2 separate regions of the Homo sapiens genome follow, and region 2 is linked to region 1. Evidence: read pairs that join two places in POLR2A ChIA-PET (ENCODE). Cell type or tissue: PC-9. All regions are shown on one strand. Each heading gives the region's core, and the rest is flanking DNA. Links, peaks and the distances in the headings are about the cores only.

Region 1 (6,389 bases), core at 802-4,801:
TTGAGGCAATCAGCTCAGAATAACTGGGTCAGATTGGCCTTTCTCTTTCTTCTTGCATTTCCCTCCCAACACCTACCACCCCCCAGCCCCCAAATCCCCGTACCCTTCTTCCCACACTGAGCCATGGCCAGCAAAGGATTTTGAGAGAGATATTAAAACTCACTGGTTTTCTCACCCTAAGATATGTAAAATACGGGCTGCATCAGGCTTACTGATCTATTTTGTTTGGCCTGAAGAGCACTTTATTTATTGAAAAATTTTAAATTAAAATCCAAGTTTTCAGTTTCTTTAAAACAAAACAAAACAAAACAAAACAAAAACACTAAGGCCAGGACACTGGGCCCCTCATTCTTGAATGACAACACATGCTAGACTGGAGTTTCTGCCCTTCAGGGGCTGAAGTTCCTGCCAATCAGCTCCAGTTCTTTGCCTGTCTGGCCCCTGCCAGCATTTTTGTTTTCTTCTTCTGCCCTAGATCCATGTTTTCTAGACTCTTCGGTAGTGCTTGATAAATATACAATTTCCCAGGCCTTTTCTCTGGAGGTCTGATTTGGTGGCTATTATGGGCTGAATCGTGTTCCCCCAAAATTCATATGTTGGAGTCCTTACCCCCGGTACCTCAGACTGTGACCTTATCAGAGGTTTAGGGGCTTTACCGAGATAATCAACTTAAAATGAGGTCATTAGGGTGAGACTCATCCAATATGACTGGTGTGCTTATAAAAAGGGGAAATTTGGACACAGAGACACACAGGCACAGACAGATGATGAGGTGAAGAGATGTAGTGGAAAGACAGGCAGCCATCCACAAGCCAAGGAGAGAGGCTTGGAACAGATCCTTCCCTCACAGCCCTCAGAAGGAATCAACCCCTACAATACCTTTCATCTTACACTTCTGGCCTCCAGAATTATGAGATGATATGTTTCTGCTGTTTAAACCACCCAGTTATGGTACTTCGTTATGGCAGCCTTAGCAAATGAATACAGCGGGTTTGGCACTGAGTCTAGAACTTTGTACACCAACACCTACATGGCTGCTGATAGGAATGACCTGTGGAGATTTACCAAAATACTGATTCCTGGGTTCCAGGTCTAAAGACTCTTGACCTCAGGTGATCCACCCACCTCAGCCTCCCAAAGTGCTGGGATTACAGGCATGAGCCACCATGCCTGGCCCAGAAATTTCTACTTCTAATTAAAAATAGGTGAATAAATTGGATTCTCTCTCTCTTTTTTTGAGATGGAGTCTCGCTCTGTCGCCAGGCTGGGGTGCAGTGGTGCAATCTCATCTCACTGCCACCTCCACCTCCCAGGTTCAAGTGATTCTCCTGTCTCTGCCTCCTGAGTAGCTGGGACGGCTAATTTTTTGTATTTTTAATAGAGATGGGGTTTCACCATGTTAGCCAGGATGGTCTCAATCTCCTGACCTCGTGGTCTGCCCGCCTCAGCCTCCCAAAGTGCTGGGATTACAGGTGTGAGCCACCGCACCCGGCCCTCCCTCTCTTTTTTTAAGTCAGGAAAGCATGATCAATTCACTTAACTCTATTTCAAAGATAATGAAAAGTAAAGCAACATCATCGCATATAAAACAGCTCTGGTGAGATGAGACAACGATGGGTGTAAGCTCCTATGAGTTCTCTTTGACATGTTTAATGAGACACCCTGGGTTAGGGATCCATTTCTCCCAGTGGCTTGAGGTTAATGGTTCCCTGCCATGTACACCATTATTACTTTATTATATATTTGTCACAGTTCCTGCCATTCAGTTTCCAAAAGGATCACATCTCATCTTTGAGAGTTCATCCATTCTTTCCATTTCACATTTACCAAGGGCCCAGTATATGCCAGACCCTATGCCAGGCACTCAGGGTGGAGTGGGGACCTAAACAAACTCACTCCCTGCCCTTGTGGAGCCTATAGCCTAGTTCATGAGAAGGTCAGTGAGATCCTAAAGAAAATTACATGATTTTACAAATTCCCTAAAGAAAAAACAAGATGCCAAAATGTAGTTTCTGGGGAAGGACACTTCAGATAAGGTGGTCAGGGATGATCTCTCTGAAAAAGGAATATTTGAGTTGAAACCTGTAGATTAAGAAGCCAAAGAGTTGGGGGACAGCAACCCAGGCACAGTTCACTGTTCATGCAGTTCCTCAAATGGGAATGAGCTTTGAGGCCAGCAAAGGCTGGTGTGGCTAAAACACTACAAGTAAAGGGAAGGAGCCTATCAAATGAGGGAGGGGTTGGACAGGCCACAGATCACACAGGCCTGAGTACCTTGGTAAAGAATCTGGTTTCTACTTTAAGATTAATGAAAAACCAAGGAAGTAGATAAACCCATTTCCCATTTAGGAAAAAAAAAAAAAAGTTCAGCTTGCTGCCAGTGCAGTCTCCTCAGGGCAAACAGGAAATGGGTTAAGCAGACAAGTCCTCCTCAGTCCGTTGTCAAATATCAACCCCACTTTCTCAAGAACCCACTGCCAGGAAGACCAGGCTATAAGCTGTAAGAATAAGGTATTGGGACTTTTAGCAAACATCATAGGTGGTTCTGATCCACCCTCAGTTAAGAATCACTGTGCTATTAATAGCAGATCAAAATCTCAGGGAGATGGTACATCCCATTATCTGATTCTCCTATGCCCATTGCTTTTTAAAAAAACTCACAAAAATAACAATCCAAGAAACAAATTGTTAAATTATTTACAACATAGATAAAACAATGAGTGGTATTAGCCTACCAACTTTCAGAAAAGTCGATCAAAAAATGGATATAACTTCTAGAGTTCAGTTCTAAAACCTGCTTCTAAGTTCTTCCTAGTTAAGAGAGGAGCTATAGAACCCTGGCTGAGTCATCTCCTTGGCTTGGCCTTAAGAAACCCCTGGGGACACTGTATCAAAAGATAAGAATCCCCAACAGGACTTCAAAATAAAAATATTCATCAACAGGTAGGCAGACTCTAATTTTCAGTAAATGTCACGTGGTTGAGAACACATCACCAGCTAGTACAAATTCCTGACCCCGAAACTGAACTTTGTAGCCAAAAGAAAGAAAGTAGAACAAAGCCTTCACTGAGACTGGGGATGGGCTGGGGGTAAGGAGGTGAACAATAAAAATATTTAACCACTTGTAGCACGTGGTCACAGATCCATCAGCACAGAGGCCAGTTGCCAATGCCTGCTATGTGTACAAAGGTGCGAGCATAAGAGAGACAAATGTCATACTAACTTCTTCTATTCCCACTTTCCTACCTACCTGGAAGAGACAGGATAAACCAAAGAAGTGGGCCACCCAAAATCATGGAATCTCTTCTGGGGCAGTTGGGGCCTCTGCCATATCAATAAACCCAACTATTACTTCCTTTCAATCCATTCTGAGTCTACAAGTCCTAGACATTCAAGAAGTTGGCCGGGCACAGTGGCTCATGCCCAGCACTTTGGGTGGCCAAAGTGGATGGATCACTTGAGGTCAGGAGTTCAAGACCAACCTGGCCAACATGGTGAAACCCAGTCCCTACTAAAAACACAAAAATTAGCTGGGCATGGTGGCACACACCTGTAATCCCAGCTACTCAGGAGGCTGAGGCAGGAGAATCGCTTGAAGCTGGAAGGCAGAGTTTGCAGTGAGCCGAGATTGCGCCACTGCACTCCAGCCTGGGTGACAGAGTGAGACTCTGTCTCAAAAAAAAAAAGTGCTTGTTCCACTCCAACCTAAGCAAAGAGGACTTCGAGAGAACAGTTTAGAAAACCAGAATCTCCCCCTGCCTCAAATTTTGGGGCAACAAGGACTGGTGCACGAATCCTGACTGGAAGATTTTGGGAGTGAGTCTTGCTGGAGGAGGTAAGCATAAAACACGACAGTGGAGCACCCCACGCTTCTAGAGATGGAAACTCACAAATTTGAATTATTTTCACACACCCTTGAAAGAAAGTGAATCATCTTCTCTTTAATACAATTTAAGTATAACATAGAAAAGTGCACAAATCACAAGTGTATGTCTTCATGGATTATCACAAAATAAACATCCTATATAACAACTACCTGAGATCAAGAACATAAGCATTATCCCAGAAGTACCTGCCATGTCCTTCCTATTTCTCCAAAGATCATCACTATCCTCACTTCTTTTTTTCTTTTTTTTTGAGACAGAGTCTCGCTCTGTCCCCCAGGTTGGAGTGCAGTGGCACGTTCTTGGCTCACTGCAACTTCTGCTTTCCAGGTTCAAGTGATTCTCCTGCCCCAGCCTCCTGAGTAGCTGGGACTACAGGTGCATGCCACCACGACCGGCTAATTTTTGTATTTTTAGTAGAAATGGGGTTTCACCATGTTGGCCAGGCTGGTCTTGAACTCTTGACCTCAGGTGATCCACCCGCCTTGGCCTCCCGAAGTGCTGGGATTACAGGCGTGAGCCACCATGCCTCGCCTTATCCCCCCTTCTGATAACAGATTAGTTGTACCTGTTTCTGAAGATTTTGTAAATATAATTATTCAGCAGATAAGTTTGTGTCTGATTTCTTTCATTCAACATGTTCCTTCGGATTCATCCATGTTTTCAAATAACCGTAGTATACACGTTTTCATTGCTGTCTAATATTCTACTGTATGAATTGTGAAAGGAAAATAAATCTCAGGACCCCCAAATCACTAAGCCAAAGGAAAAATCAAGCTGGGATCTATGTCAGGCAAACCTGCCTCCCATTTTATTACTAAATAAGATAGCTACAAAGATAAAAAGCTACATACCTCCCTCACAATTTTCCCACATGGAAATTCCTTGTGGAGAAAGGTCAGAAAGAACTCAGTCATCCCTCTGAGGTTCACCTGAGACAAACACATATTTGATTGCTTCCTCTGCCCATTGTTTATGTTAAAATGCAGATTCACTGAGCCAGATTAAATTGTGTATTTGATATGGAAGGGGGCAGGGAAGTGCTGGGAGGAGTAGGCAGGTCCCTGGTGAGGGCTCCACCCCCAGGCCTGTGCCCATGGACCTAGATGAGGACAGGCACCCTTGCCTCTGTGACCAAATATTGCATTTCCCAAGACCACCCTGGCCTGCCATGCCGCCATCCTGCGGGTATAAAAACCCCCAGGATCCTAGCGGATATGCACACAAGCAGCTGGACGTCGAGAGGAACACACCGGTGTAAGAGCACACGGACAGATGCTGGCAAGCCGGCAGGCCATCGACCTATGGAACAATGTGGAGTTTGGCCAGGGTGGTCAGAGCAGAGCCTGGGCTGCTGAGCGGCCTGACTCCAGGGCAAAACCACCTTCCCACTCCATCCCCTTCTGGCATCCCCATCTGCTGAGAGCTACTTCGACTCAATAAAACCTTGCACTCACTCTCCAAGCCCATAGGTGATTCAGTTTTTCTGGTACATCAAGGAAAGAAACTCTCAGATACAGAAAGCCCTCTGTCCTTGCGATAAGGCAGGGGGTCTAATCGAGCAGACTAACACAAGCCACCTACAGACAGCTAAACTAAAAGAACACCCTGTAACACACGCCCTCTGGGGCCTCAGGAGCTGTAAACATTCACCCCTAGACACTGCTGTGGGGTTGGAGCCCCACAACCTGTGTGTCTGCCTGCTCCCCTTAGGGGTTTGAATAGCCAGGCACTGAAGAAGCAAGCCACACCCCATCGCATGCCCTGTGAGGGGGATAAGGGGAACTTTTCCCATTTCATATTCAGTGGAAAGCTGATCAAGGACTCAAAAGAATGCAATGTTTTGTCTCTTATCTACTTATGACCTGGAAGCTCTGGCTTCTCAGGTTGTCCCACCTTACCAAACCAAACCAATTTACATTACACATATTGACTGATGTCTCATGTCTCCCTAAAATGTATAAAAGCAAGCTGTATCCCAACCGCCTTGGGCACATGTCATCAGAACCTCGAGGCAGTGTCATGGGTGCGTCCTTAACCTTGCCAAAATAAACTTTCTAAGTTGACTGTGGCCTGTCTCAGATACCTTTTTGTTTACAGAATATATCACATTTATGTTTTTTTAAATTTTGGCAGACATCTGGATTGTTTCCAGTTTGGGGATGTTGTGAATGGTTGTGATATAAACATTCTTGTACCTGTCTTTTCTTTTGGCATATATTTCTGTGTCTATTTCATACTCAGGAGTAGAATTCTACATCTATGCAGAATGTGGTGTTCAGCTTTAGAAGACACTGCCATACATATTTGCAAAGTGGATATAAATAGTTTATACTCCTATCAGCAATGGATGAGAATTCTACTTGCTATACATTCACATCAATACTTTTTTTTTTTTTTTTTTGAGACAGAGTCTTGCTGTTGCCCAGACTGGAGTGCAGTAGTGCGGTCTCGGCTCACTGCAATCTCTGCCTCCCAGGTTCAAGGGATTCTCGTGCCTCACCC
Region 2 (6,389 bases), core at 816-4,815, 820 kb before region 1:
GAAAGAATTTGTAAACAATTCAAGAAAATTCCCTTCAACCAAAGAGCAAAAGTCCATTGATGAGTACACAAGGAATAAAAATAGATCCATGCAAGATACACCATCATGAAATTCTGAACATGCAGATAAGGAGACCCTAGAACTTTCCAGATTGGAAAACCAAACAGATAATCAAAAATACAAGTTGCTCAAGAAAGACTAAGAATCACAATGGCTTTAAACTACTCAAGAGCAATTGTGGAATCTAAAAGGCATGGGAAACCTCTGAAAAAATACTATTTTGAAGGGATATTATTTCTAATATAATTAGATGAGTATTTTTGACCCCCAAACTATCAGTCAAAAGGGAGAGTAAGAGAAGAACAATTTCAGATAGGCATGGTCTCAGAAAATTTGCCTCTCACATACCCTTTCTTACTGGCAAAATGTGAGCAGACCAAAAGAGAGGAAGTTGGGGAAAATGGAAAACACAGTATCCAAAACAGGATAAAGTGACAGAGATCCTGTTGAATGACAGTGAAGAAAAATGAAAGGATGACAGCTGTATCCCAGACACACACTAGTTGAAATTGGAGAAGTGCAGAAGATTCTGGGAAAGATTTCTCTAAGGAAATGAAATGGACAGATAACCCAATATGTCTGAATATATTGAGAGTATAACTCAATAAATAGCAGAGATTTGGAAATTAAATGCATCACTGAAACATATATAAAAATAAGAAAATGTTTAAAAAGAGAAATTATGAATTATGAATCCTGAGAAAATTTTAAAGTATGCACAAGTATCATAGTTTACTACTTGGCTTAGCTGTGAAGACTGTGTGTCCATAATAATGTATACTGGCCTAACCAAAATAATAATATAACTACATAGGTAGAATGCATAGAAAGACTGGGGCAAGAGTATAAAAATCGTTTAAATATTATCTATTAAAATTATTATATCCATTGTAGTTAATAATTTTAAGAGATAATACTTAAAACTAAAAAGTCAAGAAATTACAACAAAATTAGGTAATTTGGAGATAAATATCTAAAAATCAACTAACAAATTGAAAGTGTTTGTCTTAGGGTATTTGAGTGCAGGGGAGGAGAAGAGAGCAAAACTGGTGTAGGAGGCAGAAGAAGATGCTGTTTTTCATGATAAGCCTTATAGAATTATGAAATTCTAAATGGAACTCTAAATTATGCACACATGTAGTATTGATTTAAAAAATTAAAAATTTCATTAAAAACTAGTCTGATAACTGTACATCACTGTAATCATCTAATTCAGCACCCAGCATTCAACTTTACATTTATGCATGCTAGATAGAGAGAGGGAAAAGAAAAAAGGCTAAGCATAAAGAAGGCAACAAAACCAAGTCTTGAACATTTGTTGTTTGGGGACACCCAGCATCCTTTTCTCCTTCTCTTAGGTAGGTGTGACCTCCCCAGTGCATTTCACATGTGTCAGGAAAACAGACCAATCCCAGCTTCAAGGATGGGTCCTGACTGACTTCAGTAACTTACCATACTCAGACACAGTGACTGGCACAAGGATGGATACATGACCCATATGGGGCCAATCTGAAAGGAGGAGAGGTTGAGGAATTTCTAGGAAAGAAGTTTTACAGTCTAAGGACATGGCATTGGAAGTTGCTGCATCCATTCCTGCTGCCATAAAGGTCAGCCAATGTGAAAGGAGTTTAGCTTCAGAGATTCACAGAGAGGTGGGCTCAGACCTGACTCTGTTCTAAACTTAGGATAAAAAGTGCCCTGAATGCTGGGCACAGTGGTTCATGCTTTTAATCCCAACACTTTGGGAGGCCAAAAAGAGAAGATCACCTGAGCCCAAGACTTTGAGAGCAGCCTGGGCAACTTAGCAAGACCTCACTTCAAAAAAAAAATTAAAAATTATCCAGGCATGGTGGTGTGCGCTGTCCCCACTACTCAGGAGGCTGAGGAGGAAGGATCACTTCAGCCTGGGAAGTTGGAGCTGCAGTGAGCCGAGATCATACCACTGCCCTCCAGCCTGGGCCACAGAGCCAGACCAGGTCTCAAAAAAGAAAAAAAATCCTTTGGGTATATACCCAAAGGATTATAAATCATGCTGCTATAAAGACACATGCACACGTATGTTTATTGCGGCACTATTCACAATAGCAAAGACTTGGAACCAACCCAAATGTCCAACAATGATAGACTGGATTAAGAAAATGTGGCACATATACACCATGGAATACTATGCAGCCATAAAAAATGATGAGTTCATGTCCTTTGTAGGGACATAGATGAAGCTGGAAACCATCATTCTCAGCAAACTATCGCAAGGACAAAAAACCAAACACCGCATGTTCTTACTCATAGGTGGAAATTGAACAATGAGAACACTTGGACACAGGAAGGGGAACATCACATACCGGGGCCTGTCGTGCGGTGGGGGGAGCAGGGAGGGCTAGCATTAGGACATATACCTAATGTAAATGATGAGTTAATGGGTGCAGCACACCAACATGGCACATGTATACATATGTAACTAACCTGCACGTTGTGCACATGTACCCTAGAACTTAAAGTATAATTAAAAAATATATATATATATAGAAAAAAGAAAGTGGCCTGAAGCCATACATACCATTTCCCTGCATTTGTGTGGTCGAATAAATTACTCTTTCTCAATTAAACCAATTTGAGTGTTTTATTACTTACAGTGGGGAAACAGTCCTACTAATGTAAAGAGTTTTAAAGTTAGGAGTAAGGACAAAGTTGGAAAAGATTTTCACTAAAGGTCTTAGGTATCACCTTTCCGTGGGGAACTCAAAGCATATTATTAATTTTGGCAACTAGAAGTTGGCTTTACTCTAATACTTTAAAAAATAAAGAGGTTTTTAAAAAAAGAAAGTTTAATGGATTAGAAAGGGCTTCTGGCAATCAGTGGTGGAAAGCCCAGAGGACCCTCTTGGGATCTTCTTGCCATATCCTTCCATGTATGAAAATAGTCAACATGGGCAGGAGAGCATCTGCATTTGTATCTGCTGTTTGTAGACGACTATATGGGGGATTTCTTCATTTTCTGCGCATTTTCAAGGTCACTTTTAAAAATCACTACTGCCAAGTTTATATGCCCACATTTTCATTTCTCTTTTTTTCCTCCCACTAGAAAACAACCAAATACCCTGGATGTGATGCCTGAGAAGGGCTAAAAAGGTGGAAGGTAAGGATTGTGGAATGACTCGCTCACAGCAATAATGCCACTCACCATCCAATGGAGAAAAAGCAAAAAAAAAAAAAAAAGAAAGAAAAAGAAAAAGAAAAATTACAAACATTACAAACATAAACGTATCTCCAACCTGCTCGTGCAGCTGCCATTTTCTTGTTTCGCATTTTGTTCTCCAAAGCTTGCTACACAATAAAAAATAAGGGGAAAAAAGTAGATTTCTCAGTGTTTTCTACTGCTTGACATTAATAAAGATAATATTTCTATGAAATAAATTGTATCATACCATTTTCATCTTCTTTTTGAGATCCAGATTCGCTGCCTTCTGGCCCTTGGCAGTAGCATTGAGATAATAGATGGCCAAACTAAATTAAAAAGAAAAAAAATACAGTGTAAGGTATATTTCAGTTCCCCAAGATACTTCTTAAATTTACATTAAGTAAATTATGAAATATCAGCATGGGAATGAACATTAAGCTATCTTCTACTCTAAATCTCTTGTCTTATAGATAAAAGCTGAGGTCCAGAGAGGTAAAGAGATACATTCAGGATGACATAGGGATGAAGCTGGGGTGAAGTTGGAAAGTTGGGGCCCAAGGCTCCTGATCCACAGCCTGTTCTGTCTGCTATTTCACACTGCCTAATATTAGCTTTTTCCTGGAAATGTATTCACATAAGTTTAAATTATAATTGAAAGTAGCATTTTAAATGGATGGCAATGGCATCCCAGAGAATGGAAAACCTACTGCAGCTTAGGGAACATGCCGAACAAAAAGGAAAACGACTTTCTGCCTTAAATTTCGTCCTTTGGCCTTTGCAGCTAAGAATGTAATCCTCATAGGCATAGATAATGAACATGGAATTTTTTCCGTAGAATGTATTGTTTGCATTTCTTTCTCCCTCAAAAAGAAAACGTTGTATAAAGGAATATTATTGGATTTTAAATGACATTTACATTCTAGAAAGGGCAAATTCTAGCCAGACAATTCTGTAAAAATAAATATGCTTATCTTCACTTAAGGCAAAACGAACAAACAAACAAAGAAGAAATGCAGTAAAAAAGGTAACTTATATTACTCTTTGCTGCAAATAACTGGATATTGAACACATTTCCTCTACTCCCCAAAATGAAAGACAGTATCCTTTATGAACCATCTGGTGCTAGCAACACAATTATTGATACGGTTTGGCTGAGTTTGTTTATCTCTTACATGAGTGATGGGAGTTTTACTAAAATTACATACATAAATGCATGCAGGGCAATATCTGGCATGAAATAGGTGCTCAATAAATGTTTGTGTGTGTGTGTGTTTGTGTGTGGTGTGTATTATAAGGATTTTCTTAGAAAAGTTCCTGGATTTGGAAGATGAACTCAAAGATTTCACAAGTCCTTTCAAGTTCTGGAATTCTCTATTTATCCACCATGATTTTCTACCTTGTAATGCACGTTAAATAAGTATTCCTCACAAATCTTTTTCTAGTCTCCAAAGGAATGAAACTGCCTGCAGAGAACTAACCTGAACTCTGCTTAGATACCCGAAAGCCATCCAGGTTGATTTAATATAATCCATTGGGGGAAATTCAACATACTAGTACAATTCTCTAATTAAAGGTAATAAAAAGCTAAGCCAATTGTATGGGCCCCAAAAATAGAAGATGAGATCTCAGAATTTGAAAAAATATACTCAGTAATAAGCTAAAATCTGGGTTTTAAATCAGAACCTCAGAGCCACAATCAACCTTTCAGTACATCTATTTGACATTTGCATGGGGCCAGCTTTCCTCCAGGCTGTCCAGATCAAAGCAAACTAGGTCCTGCAGGATGAAGATGACTGCCAGACTGTTTTGTATGGCCCATGAATTAAGAATGGTTTTTCTGTCTTTTAAACGGTTATTATTAGTAATTACTTAATTAAGAGCCTCAATTTTGCCTCTTGGCCTAATTTGCCTCTGGCCCTCGAATTAGGAAAAGTGTGCTGACCCTGGGTCTATACCACCTCGGACAAGTGGCTTTCAGCCCATCTGAAATTCCCACTGATTCTGATCCCTGTTTGGTGCTGCAAGTGAGTGTAGGAAATAAGGAGAAGACATGAGTTTCAGTTCCACTTAGTCACTTGACTTGGGGCAGAATTTCAATGTGTTATTGATAGTATGATTAATGAAGCCAGCTTCTCAAAGCTGTTATGGGAATTAAATGAGTCAGTGTGTAAATAGTACCTGAAACAAAGGCAGTGTGAATTCCTTTTAAACCCTCTTAGGACTGATTACTAAATCTTTGGATTAAGGCATTTGAACAATGCCACTCCTTCACTTAAAAATAAACATGTCTCCTAATCAAGTAAGAATATGGTAACGAAATCTGACATTTACATTGTGTGTGTGTGTGTGTGTGTGTTTTAAACAACACCTCATTCATACCACTAAAGGGCCTTGACTCTCAAAGGCCACAGGATACTGATTAACATGCTCTCAGAAGCCACTGTATCATGGACATGTAGAGAAAGAAAATTGTTTCAAAGGCCATCTGGTGAAACATGCTGCATTCAGTAGGTCATTTTCTAATGCATCTGTGCCAGAGATTTACTATCAGATTCTTAATAGCACCCCATTATCAAGGTTATGTAATATATAATGGTAATCTGATTTACTGTTTAATTATCCCTACAGGTTATTAGCTCTCCCTCACAGAAAGCCTCGCAGTATAAAGAAGTGAGCACTGGATTTACTGTGAAAGGATCTGCTTCAGGTCCTTCTATGACCATTTTACTCTCTCTCTTGTCTAGGGAAAATCACTTTCTTTGTGTAAATCAATTTCTTAGGTTATAAAATTGAAGAAGATAAACCTGCCCTCACTACTTTATGTGGCTTGTGATCACGACAATAACTGGGTCACAATCCCTGCTCATTTACTGCAAACCACTGGGAGTTTTCTCCCTGAGATTTCCTTGTTTTACCTTTATTTAAATGAACCAAATCCTTTGCATCAACTTTGTTCTTAAAGTGTCCCTGGGGCTGTTTAATATTTACCCACTGACTGAGAGTCGTGGCAGCTCCAGACATTCTATGTAGGAGGCACTCAGGGACTGAAAGGAAGAGATGGACGCTGCTTTTGGCTCTTCCACAGCAAATCTGTACTTTTACTTAGAATCTAAGTTTATCTGTGATGGCCAAGAGTCAGAAGCCAATGAAA

What was found. ChIA-PET counts read pairs that join two places held together with the same protein. Peaks named below come from ENCODE experiments on the same cell type or tissue, not always from the same donor. Only the 100,000 strongest peaks of a DNase experiment are listed, where the experiment ranks them.
Region 2: POLR2A ChIA-PET joins it to region 1 with 5 read pairs; 2 of 35 experiments call an interaction of 5 or more read pairs at or near these places.

The regions. Positions count from the first base shown.
Region 1 is chr9:72,009,459-72,015,847 of GRCh38, reverse strand. No RefSeq gene overlaps it. Among named protein-coding and RNA genes, the nearest start is that of C9orf57, 48 kb to the left of the region's middle. In PC-9, for the core only: no CTCF peak of the experiment used is centred there; a DNase peak (open chromatin) is centred at 2,877.
Region 2 is chr9:72,827,626-72,834,014 of GRCh38, reverse strand. It overlaps TMC1 (transmembrane channel like 1), which reads right to left. Exons shown (of 24, transcript NM_138691.3): 22 at 3,486-3,564; 23 at 3,333-3,384. Among named protein-coding and RNA genes, the nearest start is that of LINC01474, 43 kb to the left of the region's middle. In PC-9, for the core only: no CTCF peak of the experiment used is centred there; no DNase peak of the experiment used is centred there; H3K27ac peaks cover 550 bases.